Linked DNA regions of Homo sapiens: region 2 is linked to region 1. A link is an interaction called in ENCODE POLR2A ChIA-PET data of the cell type or tissue named here. Cell type or tissue: GM12878. All regions are shown on one strand. Each heading gives the region's core, and the rest is flanking DNA. Links, peaks and the distances in the headings are about the cores only.

The links. Peaks named below come from ENCODE experiments on the same cell type or tissue, not always from the same donor. Only the 100,000 strongest peaks of a DNase experiment are listed, where the experiment ranks them.
Region 2: POLR2A ChIA-PET joins it to region 1 with 5 read pairs; 3 of 35 experiments call an interaction of 5 or more read pairs at or near these places.

Annotation. Positions count from the first base shown.
Region 1 is chrX:78,057,400-78,065,217 of GRCh38, forward strand. No RefSeq gene overlaps it. Among named protein-coding and RNA genes, the nearest start is that of PGK1, 43 kb to the right of the region's middle. RefSeq lists an enhancer at 7,601-7,818. In GM12878, for the core only: no CTCF peak of the experiment used is centred there; no DNase peak of the experiment used is centred there; H3K27ac peaks cover 372 bases.
Region 2 is chrX:77,915,051-77,920,014 of GRCh38, forward strand. The region is part of intron 1 of ATP7A (ATPase copper transporting alpha); the gene reads left to right. Among named protein-coding and RNA genes, the nearest start is that of ATP7A, 6.8 kb to the left of the region's middle. In GM12878, for the core only: no CTCF peak of the experiment used is centred there; a DNase peak (open chromatin) is centred at 2,703; H3K4me3 peaks cover 758 bases; H3K27ac peaks cover 1,102 bases.

The sequences.
Region 1 (7,818 bases), core at 1,631-5,630:
GATAGAGGCTAGGGATGCTGCTAAACATTCTACAGTGCATGGGTCTGTGTATTAGTCTGTTCTTACAGTGCTATAAGGAAATATCTGAGACTGGGTAATTTATAAAGCAAAGAGGTTTAATTGACTCACAGTCCAGCATGGCTGGGGAGGTCTCAGGAAACTTACAATCATGGTGGAAGGTGAAGGGGAAGCAGGTACGTCTTACATGGCAGAAGGCGAAGGAGAAGCAAGATATCTTCTTCACAAGGTGAAGGATGGTAGGTAGGAAGGAAAAGGACCACAGGAGGAAATACCTAGCACTCATAAAACCATCAGATCTTGTGAGAACTCACTATCATGAGAACAGCATGGGGGTGTGAACCCTGAAAATTTGAGACAGGTCTCAGTTAATTTAGAAAGTTTATTTTGCCAAGGTTGAGGACACACCTGTGACACAGCCTCAGGAAGTCCTGATGACATGTGCCCAAGGTGGTCAGGGAACAGCTTGGTTTTATACATTTAGGGAGAAATGAGACATCAATCAATATACGTAAGGAGTACATTGATTCCATCTGGAAAGGCGGTACAACTTGAAGCAGAGGTAGGAAGACTGGAAGGGGGAGGGAGCTTCCAGGTGACAGGTAGGTGATACACAAATGGTTACATTCTTTTGAGTTTCTGATTAGCCTTTCTAAAGGAGGCAAATCAGATATACATCTATCTCAGTGAGCAGAGGAGTGACTTTGAATAGAATGGGAGGCAGATTTCCCCTAAGCATTTTCTTTTTTTTTTTTTTTTTTTTTTTATTATACTCTAAGTTTTAGGGTACATGTGCACATTGTGCAGGTTAGTTACATATGTATACATGTGCCATGCTGGTGCGCTGCACCCACTAACGTGTCATCTAGCATTAGGTATATCTCCCAATGCTATCCCTCCCCCCTCCCCCGACCCCACCACAGTCCCCAGAGTGTGATATTCCCCTTCCTGTGTCCATGTGATCTCATTGTTCAATTCCCACCTATGAGTGAACATGGGAGAAAATTTTCGCAACCTACTCATCTGACAAAGGGCTAATATCCAGAATCTACAATGAACTCAAACAAATTTACAAGAAAAAAACAAACAACCCCATCAAAAAGTGGGCGAAGGACATGAACAGACACTTCTCAAAAGAAGACATTTATGCAGCCAAAAAACACATGAAGAAATGCTCATCATCACTGGCCATCAGAGAAATGCAAATCAAAACCACTATGAGATATCATCTCACACCAGTTAGAATGGCAATCATTAAAAAGTCAGGAAACAACAGGTGCTGGAGAGGATGTGCAGAAATAGGAACACTTTTACACTGTTGGTGGGACTGTAAACTAGTTCAACCATTGTGGAAGTCAGTGTGGCGATTCCTCAGGGATCTAGAACTAGAAATACCATTTGACCCAGCCATCCCATTACTGGGTATATACCCAAAGGACTATAAATCATGCTGCTATAAAGACACATGCACACGTATGTTTATTGTGGCACTATTCACAATAGCAAAGACTTGGAACCAACCCAAATGTCCAACAATGATAGATTGGATTAAGAAAATGTGGCACATATACACCATGGAATACTATGCAGCCATAAAAAATGATGAGTTCATGTCCTTTGTAGGGACATGGATGAAATTGGAAACCATCATTCTCAGTAAACTATCGCAAGAACAAAAAACCAAACACCGCATATTCCCCTAAGCATTTTCTAGCTTGAGTTTTCCTTAGTGATCCTGGGGGCCCAAGATATTTTTCTTTCACAGGGGAAACAGCCCCATGATTCAGTTACCTCCAGCTGGCCTCTCCCTTGCCACGCAGGGATTATAGGGACTACGGGGATTACAATTCAAGATAAGATTTTGGGTGGGGACACAGCCAAACCTTATCAGTCTGCGTCCCACAACAATGAGTTAGCCGGCCTGAGATGTCAGCAGTGCCAAGATTGAGAAACCCTGGGTAAATACCCAGGAGTACAATTGCTAGATCACATGGAAAGTATATGTTTATAAGAAACACCCTGTTTTTCAGGGTGGCTGTACCATTTTACATTTCCACCAATGCTATAGAAGAGTTCTAGTTGCTTCACATCTTTACCAGCAAACTAAGATGTTTTAAATAGATGTGTAGCAGTATCTTATTTGTGCCACTTTTTAAGGGTAAGAAAACATTCCCAGAAGCCCAAGAAGAATCCACCTGGTGTCTTATTGGTCAGAATCACATCACATACCTATTCCTAAGCAAATCGCAAGCAAGGAGAATGGAATTATTATTCACCATCTAGAGGACATGCTCTCTGGGGCTTCCTATCTAATTTCTTTATGTCTTCCCTTTATTTTCTCATGAAATAAAACAAAAAAGTACTACTTACAAGAAATCCCATACCTTGATCCTGTTCTTGAAAGACCATGCAGTGACACCTTCATTGTCAGTGGATTCAATAGGGGAGAAGTAAAGAAGAGGTCATTTCCCACACCCATTTCTGTTTCCAGGAAGAGTTATCGCAGTACCATAAATAAATCAATCCTCAATCTGCCATTTTCCCTTCTTCTTCCTCCCTCCAGGTATTTCTCCAGTAGGGCAGACTGGGAAATTAGATGGCCTCATCTCAGACCCAGGAGAGGGAGGAGGGAGTTGTCTACTGATTAAGCATCTGACAAAAATAGAATTCATTTTATTATTTTAGGGAGATAAAACAGTGCATTCAAATAAATGTTTCTTCTTTGTGGCATCAGACTTCATTGGTTTATAGGCTGTGCTTGGTTGGAAGAATGTGCAATTCTGAGAGTGTCCAGTTCAGCATTCTGGTATATTCACCTGCAAAAAATAGCACTCACTAGCACTTGAAGTTATTTCATAAATTACTTACAAAATGGGCTAAAGTATGGCTGGCTTTCACTTCAACCTTTCTTGGTAACTTAATTGGGAGAACTAAGCACAAATGGTTTCTAGAAGAAAATTCATAAAGAAGTCGTCTCTGAGTGGCAAAGAAGGGGAGGATATCTTACTGGTAAGCTTCTAAAGACCTTTTCATGAATGAAAGTCTGATAGGGAATAGTATTCCCAGAACAATTAATGAAAAGACAGTTTTAGGAGTGGTATCACTTAGTGTGACTGTAATTGTTTTAAAAAAAGTTTGCGGTTTTCTAAATTGTCTCAGCCAAAACAAGTAATTTTTTTTAAGGCATAGGCCTCAAAGCATATCCAGAGTGTTCAGAAAAGCTGGCAGTGCCATGAGCAAGAGAGATCCAGGTTCCCAAAGAGAAGAATGCACTAGCCTAACCCACCAGCAGACAGTACATTGGATCAACAGAAGCCACATAGGAGCTTGGACGAATGGGGCATGCCATAACAGCTCTGCTCCTCACTGGCTAGGTGTCCTTGAGCCACTTAATCATTCCACGCCTTAGTTTCTTCATCTAAAAACTGAGACAGTGATAATATTTACCACATAGAGTTGTTTGTTACCTGGGTAAATGCATATAAAGCACTTATTACAATGTCTGGTACGATATATGTGCTATACTTTTCACTATTAGCTATTATAATTATTAGAAAACAAGAGAGGATACATAGTATGAGCAAGAGTGTTAAAAAGCTAAAAGAGAGTCCCTCTCCCACCCCTAATGAGGACACTGCCACAAATCTCATGGATCCTGGTAGAGAATGTCTCCTCATCCACAAACAAAAGACCTTGTCTGGGGGTAGCTCACCTCCTCCCCATTATGAAGTTATTGCAGAATATATGATTCCATCTTCATCTCTTTTTTTGAACTACACCTTTACTAAAACCTTGTGGCTCCAGTGCTTAAAAGTGGGCTGGGCACAGTGGCTCACACCTGTTATCCCAGCACTTTGGGAGGCTGAGGCAGGTGGATCACCTGAGGTTAGGAGTTTGAGACCAGTTTGGCCTACAGGGTGAAACCCCGTCTCTACTAAAAATAGAAAAATTAGCCAGGCATCGTGGTGAGCACCTGTAATCCCAGCTACTTGGGAAGCTGAGGCAGGAGAATCGCTTGAACCCGGGAGGCAGAGGTTGCAGTGAGCCGAGATGGTGCCATTGCACTCCAGCCTGGGTAACAAGAATAAAACTGTCTCAAAACAAAAACAAAAACAAAACAAAACAAAACAAAACAAACAAACAAACAAAAAAACCCAGGCCGGGTGCCCTCACGCCTGTAATCTCAGCACTTTGGGAGGCCGAGACGAGCAGATCACCTGAGGTCAGGAGTTCAATACCAGCCTGGTCAACATGGTGAAACCCTGTCTCTACTTAAAAAAAAAAAAAAATAGCTGGGTGTGGTGGGTGGCACCTTTAATGCCAGCTACTCAGGAGGCTGAGGCAGGATAAGCACTTGAACCCGGGAGGCGGAGGTTGCAATGAGCCAAGATTGTGCCGCTGCACTCCAGCCTGGGAGACAGATCGAGACTCTGTCTAAAAAAAAAAAAAAAAAAAAAAAAATGTGAGGAGCACTGGGCTATCAAAGGGAGGTGCATCCCCAAGTTTCTGGAGGGTGACATACCTGGTAGAAGGCAATTTTGGTCCCTGATACAATAGAGATATGTGAAGGTTAAACTACCAAGACCTGGCTAGAAATTTCTCAGTTCTGCCAAGGGCTGGCCCTGTAACTGGGTTTTTGTGTGTTTCTTCTTCCCTCTATATAGTAGTTGTCTCAAATCAGTTGTTGATTGCATGGCAGTTTAAGGATTCAGTCTCCTCGCAAGCTTCTCTTGGGGATAATTTTAGGGGAAAAAACAAATTCTGTACCCTAAACCAAACTAAATGTGGACAAAATGGAAAATCTCTTCAGATAGGCAGCCAAATTTGTGGTAGAATTAAAGGGTCAGATGGGAAAGGAGTAAGGTGAGACAGCCTGGTCACAAGACTTGAACACAGCTGGAACCTAGAGGTAAAAGTAGCACACTGGTTTCAGGAAGGAAAGAGGGGAAGACAGGCCTCTCTCTACCAGTCAACTGTGCAATTCTAGGCACATTTGCTGGAACTGCTCCCAAAACAGGGCCTGAACCAGCTGAGCAACCCCAAGAGCTTCCAGGGAGCAAGAAATCTGGAGGAATCTGTAATGGGCAGAAGGTGAAATCTCATTAGAAACCTGTTTGCTTTTGTAACACATGACAAGCAGGATTTTGACACTTGCGAAGAAGCTCCCCAGAGCCTGGAGAAAAAGATGAAATCTGAAAAGGAAGAGAATGCTTCTTGCCTTTGGCCACATGTCCTAAGAGGTGTCTGAAGAGATATGTGAATCAATCATCTTGATTGCTGATTGATATGTGAGAGCAACCATCATAAGGCTTTGAAGATTCCCAAGAGAAGGTCCTTATTTTAGAAAAAATCTGACTACAGAAGGAGGAACAACAGGAACGTGTACCAAGTGTACTGTATTAGTCAGGGTTCCCTATAGGGACAGAACTAATAGGATATATATATATATATCTGAGTTTATTAACTTACGTGATCACAAGGTCCCACAATAGGCTGTCTGCAAGCTTGAGGAGAAAGGAGAGCCAGTCTGAGTCTCAAAACTGAAGAACTTGGAGTCCAATGTTTGAAGGCAGGAAGCATCCAACACAGGAGAAAGATGTAGGCTGGGACACTAGACCAGTCTTGCCTTTTCACATTTCTCTGCCTGCTTTATATTCACTCGCAGCTGATTAGATTGTGTCCACCAGATTAAGGGTGGGTCTGCCTTCCACAGCCCACTGATTCAAATGTTAATTTCCTTTGGCAACACCCTCGCAGACACACCCAGGATCAATACTTTGCCTCCTTCAATCCAATCAAGTTGACACTCAGTATTAACCATCACATGTACCAAGAGCTTCTAACAGGTATGTTGTTTTCCTTGACTCTTGATTGCATCCCAGCAATATACAGGGCATTATGGGAAGAAGTCCTTGGTTTCTCAGAATGGTACCAAGAAATAGATAGCATTGCTAGAGACTGAGGGATCAAGAAAAAATAATTTTTTCTTCAAAGTAACTCACTTCAGAAATTCCACCATAGACACTGGCATTACATAGAGGCAGACAAGCATTTATTTTAATATTGCCCAATAAGCCTCTGATCCCTGATACTTATACCTTTCTGCCCATACCCAGCAGCTTAAGCATTTCTTAAGAGTTTGAGGTCCCCACATACATCCCAAGATGGGTGTTGCCGTAACTACTGTGCAAAATCTGCTATACAAGTTATTATAATGCTTTAAAAATGTAATTCCAAGCTCAGTCTAATAAACTCTCTAAGACAGCATATACAAGTTTAGGGTTAATTTCCATTTTGACCACTGCAGTCATTCTTGATTGGGTTTCACCACACCTCAGATATGCCAGGAGCAGGCAGTTAAAAGGAGCAGGTAGAATTCTACACAGAACTCTGGGCTCAAATTACCCACAGTCTATGCAGTAGCCTTTGGGGAACAGGCATCAAGTTCTGTTTTGCACCACCTCTGCTGAGGTGGTAAGAGCACTGGATTTGAGGTCAGGAGGCTTGGATTTGAATTTCAGTCATACATACCCTCTTGGTAACTGGGTTCTTGTCAAGTGTCCAGGAAGAATCAGGTCACATGGACTTGAAGAGTGTTGAATGTGAAGACTTTATTAAGCAGTGGAAGTGGCCCTCAGCAGAAGGGGAGCTGAAAGGGGGATGGAGCAGGAAGAAGGCCAGGCTTCAGGGAAGCCATTTGTCCACAGATGGCAACTGCTAAAAGGGCATTATTTATAACGCACATCTTCTGGGGCTCCAGAGGTCATGGGCAACTGCTAGACACTGTTGCAAGCTGGTACAGGATTTGTTCCTGCCAGCATCTAAAGGCACTTGACCTGGCTCCTGCACCCACTCACCTGCGTGCTCCCCCTCCCTCAAGGGGTTTGAGGTCAATTTGAGCAAAATGAGTCCCCCCACCCACACCCTTGCAAGTCCCTTGAGGGAGTCAGGGAACTCTCCTGTCCTCCAGTCTCACTACTTCTCTGGGCCTCCTTTTCTCTTCTGTAAAACGTCATGGAAAATCGTGTGACAAGACTGAAAATTGTCAATGCTAAGCAATTCTGAAGTGCTTTTTCTGGGCATCAAGTTCCATTAGATCCCTTAGACTAGAGTATGGACCCTGGGTCACCTCCTTTCTCATTTCTTCCATTCCCACGCTAATGCTAAATAGTAGCACTGTCAAAAAACTGCCAAGGGTGGAAATGGAAGTATCCATTCCTTCCACTTCCACAGAGAAAGCCTAGAATATTTTTTAAAAAATAAGCTATTTACACTTTATAGCAAGCTTTTTTTTTGAGACAGAGTCTTGCTCTGTTGCCCAGGCTGTAGTGCAATGGTGCAATTTCGGCTCACTGCAACCTCCGCCTCCCGGGTTCAAGCGATTCTCTTGCCTCAGACTCCCAAGTAGCTGGGATTACAGGCACCCACCACCATGCCCAGCTAATTTTTTGTATTTTTAGTAGAAATGGGGTTTTGCCATGTTGGCCAGGCTGGTCTCAAACTCCTGACCTCAGGTGATCCACCCACCTCTGCCTCCTAAAGTGCTGGGATTACAGGCATGAGCCTCTGTGCCTGGCCTATAATGAGCTTTTGACTGAGACTCTTAAAGTCCCTTTTCACAGATGGTATAAGGCGTTATTTGAAGGAATGTCACACTCCTCATGAGAGTGAGTCATGAGTTCCATATGAGTCATGTTTTTTTTTTAAACTCTCACTATGACTCCATTACACATTTTGAGCTTTCCACAGACCCTTATTCTCTGCCCCTGTCTACAAGTTCACAATGCCTTTGAAGGATGC
Region 2 (4,964 bases), core at 965-4,964, 140 kb before region 1:
ACGCCTGTAATCCCAGCACTTTGGGAGGCCGTGGCAGGCGGATTGCTTGAGCCCAGGCGTTCGAGACCAGCCTGGGCAACATAGGGAAACCCTGTCTCTACAAAAAATACAAAAATTAGCTGAGTGTGTTGGCACGTGCCTGTAGTCCCAGCTACTCAGGAGGCTGAGGTGGAAGGATCGCTTGAGCCTGGAAGGTTGAGGCTGCAGTGAGCTGAGATCACACCACTGCACTCCACCCTGGATGAGAGAGTGACAGAGTGAGACCCTGTCTTGTCCGGAAAAAAAAAAAAAGCCTGTCTTGTCTGGCTCAGTCCAGGTGCTAGACTGTCTAGGTGGGATCCCAGCCCCTCTGCTTACTACTTGTATGACCCTGCGCAGATTTCATACTCCTCTGTGCCTCAGTTCCTTCAAATTTCTAAAATGGGGACAATAACAGTACCTGTCTCACAGGATTGTTAATGATCTAATACATGTACGGTGTCTGGCAGATAGTAAACATACAATAAAATGTAGTTACCTTTAATATTTTAATATATTATTTACTGTAAAAGTAATTTTAACATCCTATATAATAAAATTATAAATTACAGTTTTGCTGTACTATAAATTTAGTAGACTACAGGATCAATATACTAATCAATCAATACTTGCAAGCAATATTTAAATTCTTTAAAAAAATTTTTTTTGGAGACAGGGTCTTGCTCCGTAGCCCAGGCTGGAGTTGCAATGGCACGATCTCGGCTCACTGCAACCTCTGCCTCCAGGGTTCAAGCGATTCTCATGCCTCAGCCCCCCGAGTAGATGGGGTTACAGGCGTGTGCCACCACACCCGGCTAATTTATTTATTTTTAGTAGAGATGGGGTTTCGCCATGTTGGCCAGCCTGGTCTCAAACTCCTGGCCTCAGGTGATCTGTCCGCTTCAGCCTCCCAAAGTGCTGGGATTACAGGTTTGAGCTACCGCTCCCGGCCCTGCCACCACGCCCGGCACAATACTTAATTTCTAACTTACACCATAGAAAATTGGCCGGTGCGGTGGCTCACGCCTGTAATCTCAGCACTTTGGGAGGCTGAGGTGGGTAGATTGCTTGAATTCAGGAGTTCCAGACCAGCCTGGGCAACAAGGTGAAACCCCATCTCTACAAAAATTACAAAAAATAGCCAGGTGTGGTGGCATGCGCCTATAGTCCCAGCTACTGGGGAGGCTAAAGTGGGGGAATTGCTTGAGCCTGGGAGGTTGAGGCTGCAATGAGCTGAGATCATGCCACTGCAGTCCAGCCTGGGTGACAGAGTGAGACCCTGTCTCAAAAAAAAAAAAAAAAAGAAAAAAAAAGAGAAAGAAAATGGAAAACTCAGATTGAGAGGGTCCCCCAGTAGCCTATAGTACACCTACATATGCTAACATGGCATCTTAAAGCTCATTATTACAGCTGGCAAATCAAATCACTGTGATGTGCTCATCCTATTTCCCTATCAAGAAAACTCATAACAATCTGCTTCTGTAATTAGTGAGCCACAGACTCTAGGCCATCGAGATTTTCCACATTCCCTAATTGTCAAATGCTGAACCATACTTGTACTGAATAAGTTGTGATACAGTGTAAGCAAGGGAAAAGGCCTTATGTATGTCTAACCTACTCTGCAAATAGCTGCATTCTTACAAAGTTGTGTGTAAATTGAATTTTTACAAAGCATGTCAGCACTTTGATTAGTACATTTTTATTGTGTGCTTATTGCATATTCAGTGTTTCCTGTGAGCTATACAAAGAAGCATAAGGCATATGTTCCAATGTCTAGCAAGAGAAAGAAGTTTAATACCAAGCAGAGAGAAATTAGGTACTACTAAACTATGAAACTGATTCCAGGGTATTCGGAATTTAAAAAGAAAGTGGCTAGGAGTATTTGACATGATTTTTCATGAAGGAGGTGGGACTTCAGTTCATTTACTTACTCAACAGTGATTTATTGAGTAGCCACCATGTTCACTGGTGGTATGATAGTGAACAGAGCAGATATGGTCCTGTTTCTGTGGAGTTTACAGACTAGTGAAGTAATAGAACTTAAATATGTGCAAGAAAACATTCTAGGTGAGGGGACCAGTTCTAAACAAAGTCATAGAAATAAATGATAAGAGCATGGACTATATGGCAATCAGTGAAGGGACTTGCTTGATTGTAGTAGAGATTTTATGTTGGGGAGGAGCACTGCAAGTGATAGATGCAGACCATCTTTTGAATGCTTTGAAGAACTATTTAAGTCTGTCTAAAAGTCCTTTGGATACACTGTTCTGGAGAGGGTTTGGGGCTTTGGGGTCATACTGCCTTGGTTTGATCTCATCTCTACTCTAATTTGTTTAAGTTTAGAATTTTATAGTAAGTTTTCTCAGTGACACAACTCTATAGGCAACAAACTGATATTTACAGAGTGGTTGGGGTCAGTAACCCTTGTATCAGTTAAGCAATGTACACATGAAGTGCCAGTAGGAAGTCCAAGGAAAGGTTGGGAGAAATAAAAGGAGGTTAGTAAAGGAAAGAGAAATAAATACATTCTGTGATAGTTGGTAGAATGTCATCAGAAATGTCTTCAAGCAAAACAATACATTTGCCTGTCTTTTGTTTCTAGTTGCGTTTAATGGTAGTGTGTTTTCCTTGTCTAAATATGAGAAAGAGAAACTAAACTGCAGCTACTTGACGTGGGCATCTGAGAGCTACCAATGGTTGGCTTAGGTTATGTTCTACATTTGAAGCATCTGGTCAGTTTTAGATTGTCTTCTATATTTGAAGCATCTGGCTAGACCACTTGTGTCCCAGTTTTCTATTTTACCTAAACTCAACTTGGTCAGAAGCTTATGTAGTAAGTATTGTTTGTAACCTGTGTTAGTACTCTCTTAACATGGCTTAAAGCATGAATGGATTGTCAAATGAATACCTGTTATGACCTGTATTTTTTCTTGTTACCTTTGGATTTAATGTAAGTATAATAATGCTCTAAGAACATTTGACAGTATTGTTCAGGCACTTTTTTTTTTTTTTTTTTGAGACAGGGTCTGGCTTTATTGCCTAGGCTGGAGTGCAGTGGCACGATCACAGCTCACTGCAGCCTCAACCTCCTGGGCTCAAGCAATCCTCCTACTTCAGCATTCCAAGTAGATAGGACCACAGGCATGTGCCACCATGCCTGGCTAATTTTTAAAATTTTTTTTTTGTAGAGACGGGATCTTACTTTGTTGCCCAGGCTGGTCTTGAACTCCTGGGTTCAAGTGATTCTCCTGCCTCAGCCTCCCCAAAGTGCTAGGAGTACACAGGCATGAGCCATCATGCATAGCTGCTTATTCAGGTGCTTTTAAGAAATTTTTTCCACCAGAAAAGTAGAAATGATCATACCAGACTACCTTTGTCTCCTCCCAATCTTTTATTATGGTGATGTCCAACCTTGTTATAAGGAGGAGCTTCTTTTAATCTCAGAGTCATGAGATCAGGGCAGATACTGACAGTATAGTTCCTGAGAAGTAGTTGCTGGCTGTGCTGTTCTTCCTTTCCCAATGGGAATCTTAGCTGAGACATGTAGCAGAGAGAAGACATTATGGGGAGCCAGCATGGAGCTTTATAGGAGGTGAGGTGTCTAGATCTACCAGTAGATCCCGATTTGCAGGTTTGAGACTCCTACCTTATTTCATCCATGGCTGTTGCATTGTACAAATCTAGTGGGCAGCAGCCACAGTCTGTAAAAATTATGACATGGAATTACACAATGTGGCAGCCCTGGAAACTACCCAAACCACTTCTATTTCTAGTCCTGTATTCCCTTCAATACCTACTACATCCAGCAGCCGTGATAGTCCCAACACGTTTATCATTTGACTCTCTTTGCCTCCCACTTGAAGGCTCCCCTTTAATCCAACAGATAAAAATTACATCTTTGTCTAAGGATTTCAAGGTGTTGCATAAATTTTCTTATTCTATTTAAGTATACTCATCAAGAAAATGATAATAACTGCCTCGTCTAATTCATAGGTTTTTATCAGTATCAAGTGGAATAATGTATGCAAAAACTTCATAAATTAAAGAATACTACACAAATATAATATTCTTTTCAGATATATTATGTTGTGGAAAGAATACTGAATTCCAATCAGATGTCTGGCATCTCAGTTCTTTCTGCTATTAACAAACTGTGACTTTGGACAAATTACTTTGTGCTCTGGGGACTTTGTTTCCTTACCTATAAGAGGAAACTTATAATGCCACTCCTATCTACCCAGACACCTAAGAGCTACTTTTTCCTCACCTCCACATTCAGTCACCAAATTTGTTGTCTAGTTCTTAAAATTTCTTAAGTTGGTCCTGCCCTCTCTATCTCCATTCAGTTCCTAATCACTTCCCTTTTGGGCAGCAGCCTGTTAAAAAAAATTGTGGTAAAATATGCATAATATAATATTGACTATTTTAACCTTTTTTTTTGAGACGAAGTCTCACTCTGTCACCCAGGATGCAGTGCAATGGTGTGATCTCTGCTCACTGCAGCCTCCGCCTCCCAGGCTCAAGCAATTCTCCTGCCTCAGCCCCCTGAGTAGCTAAGATTACAGGCACACGCCACCCCTGGCTAATTTTTGTATTTTTAGTGGAGACGGGGTTTCACCATGTTGGCCAGGCTGGTGTCAAGCTCCTGACCTCAAATGATCCACCCGCCTTGGCCTCCCAAAGTGCTGGGATTACAGGCGTGAGCCACTGTGTCCGGCCCCATTTTAACCATTTTTAAAGGTACAAGTCAGTGGCATTGAGTGCATTCTCAGTGTTGTACAATCATCACTGTTATGCATTTCCAGATTTTTTTCATCATCCCAAACTGAAACTCTGTACCCATTAAATAATAGCTTCTCATTCTGCCTTCTCTCACCCCCTGGTAACCTCATTCTACTTTCTGTCTCTATGAATTTACCTATTCTAGGTACTTTTTGAAAAATAAT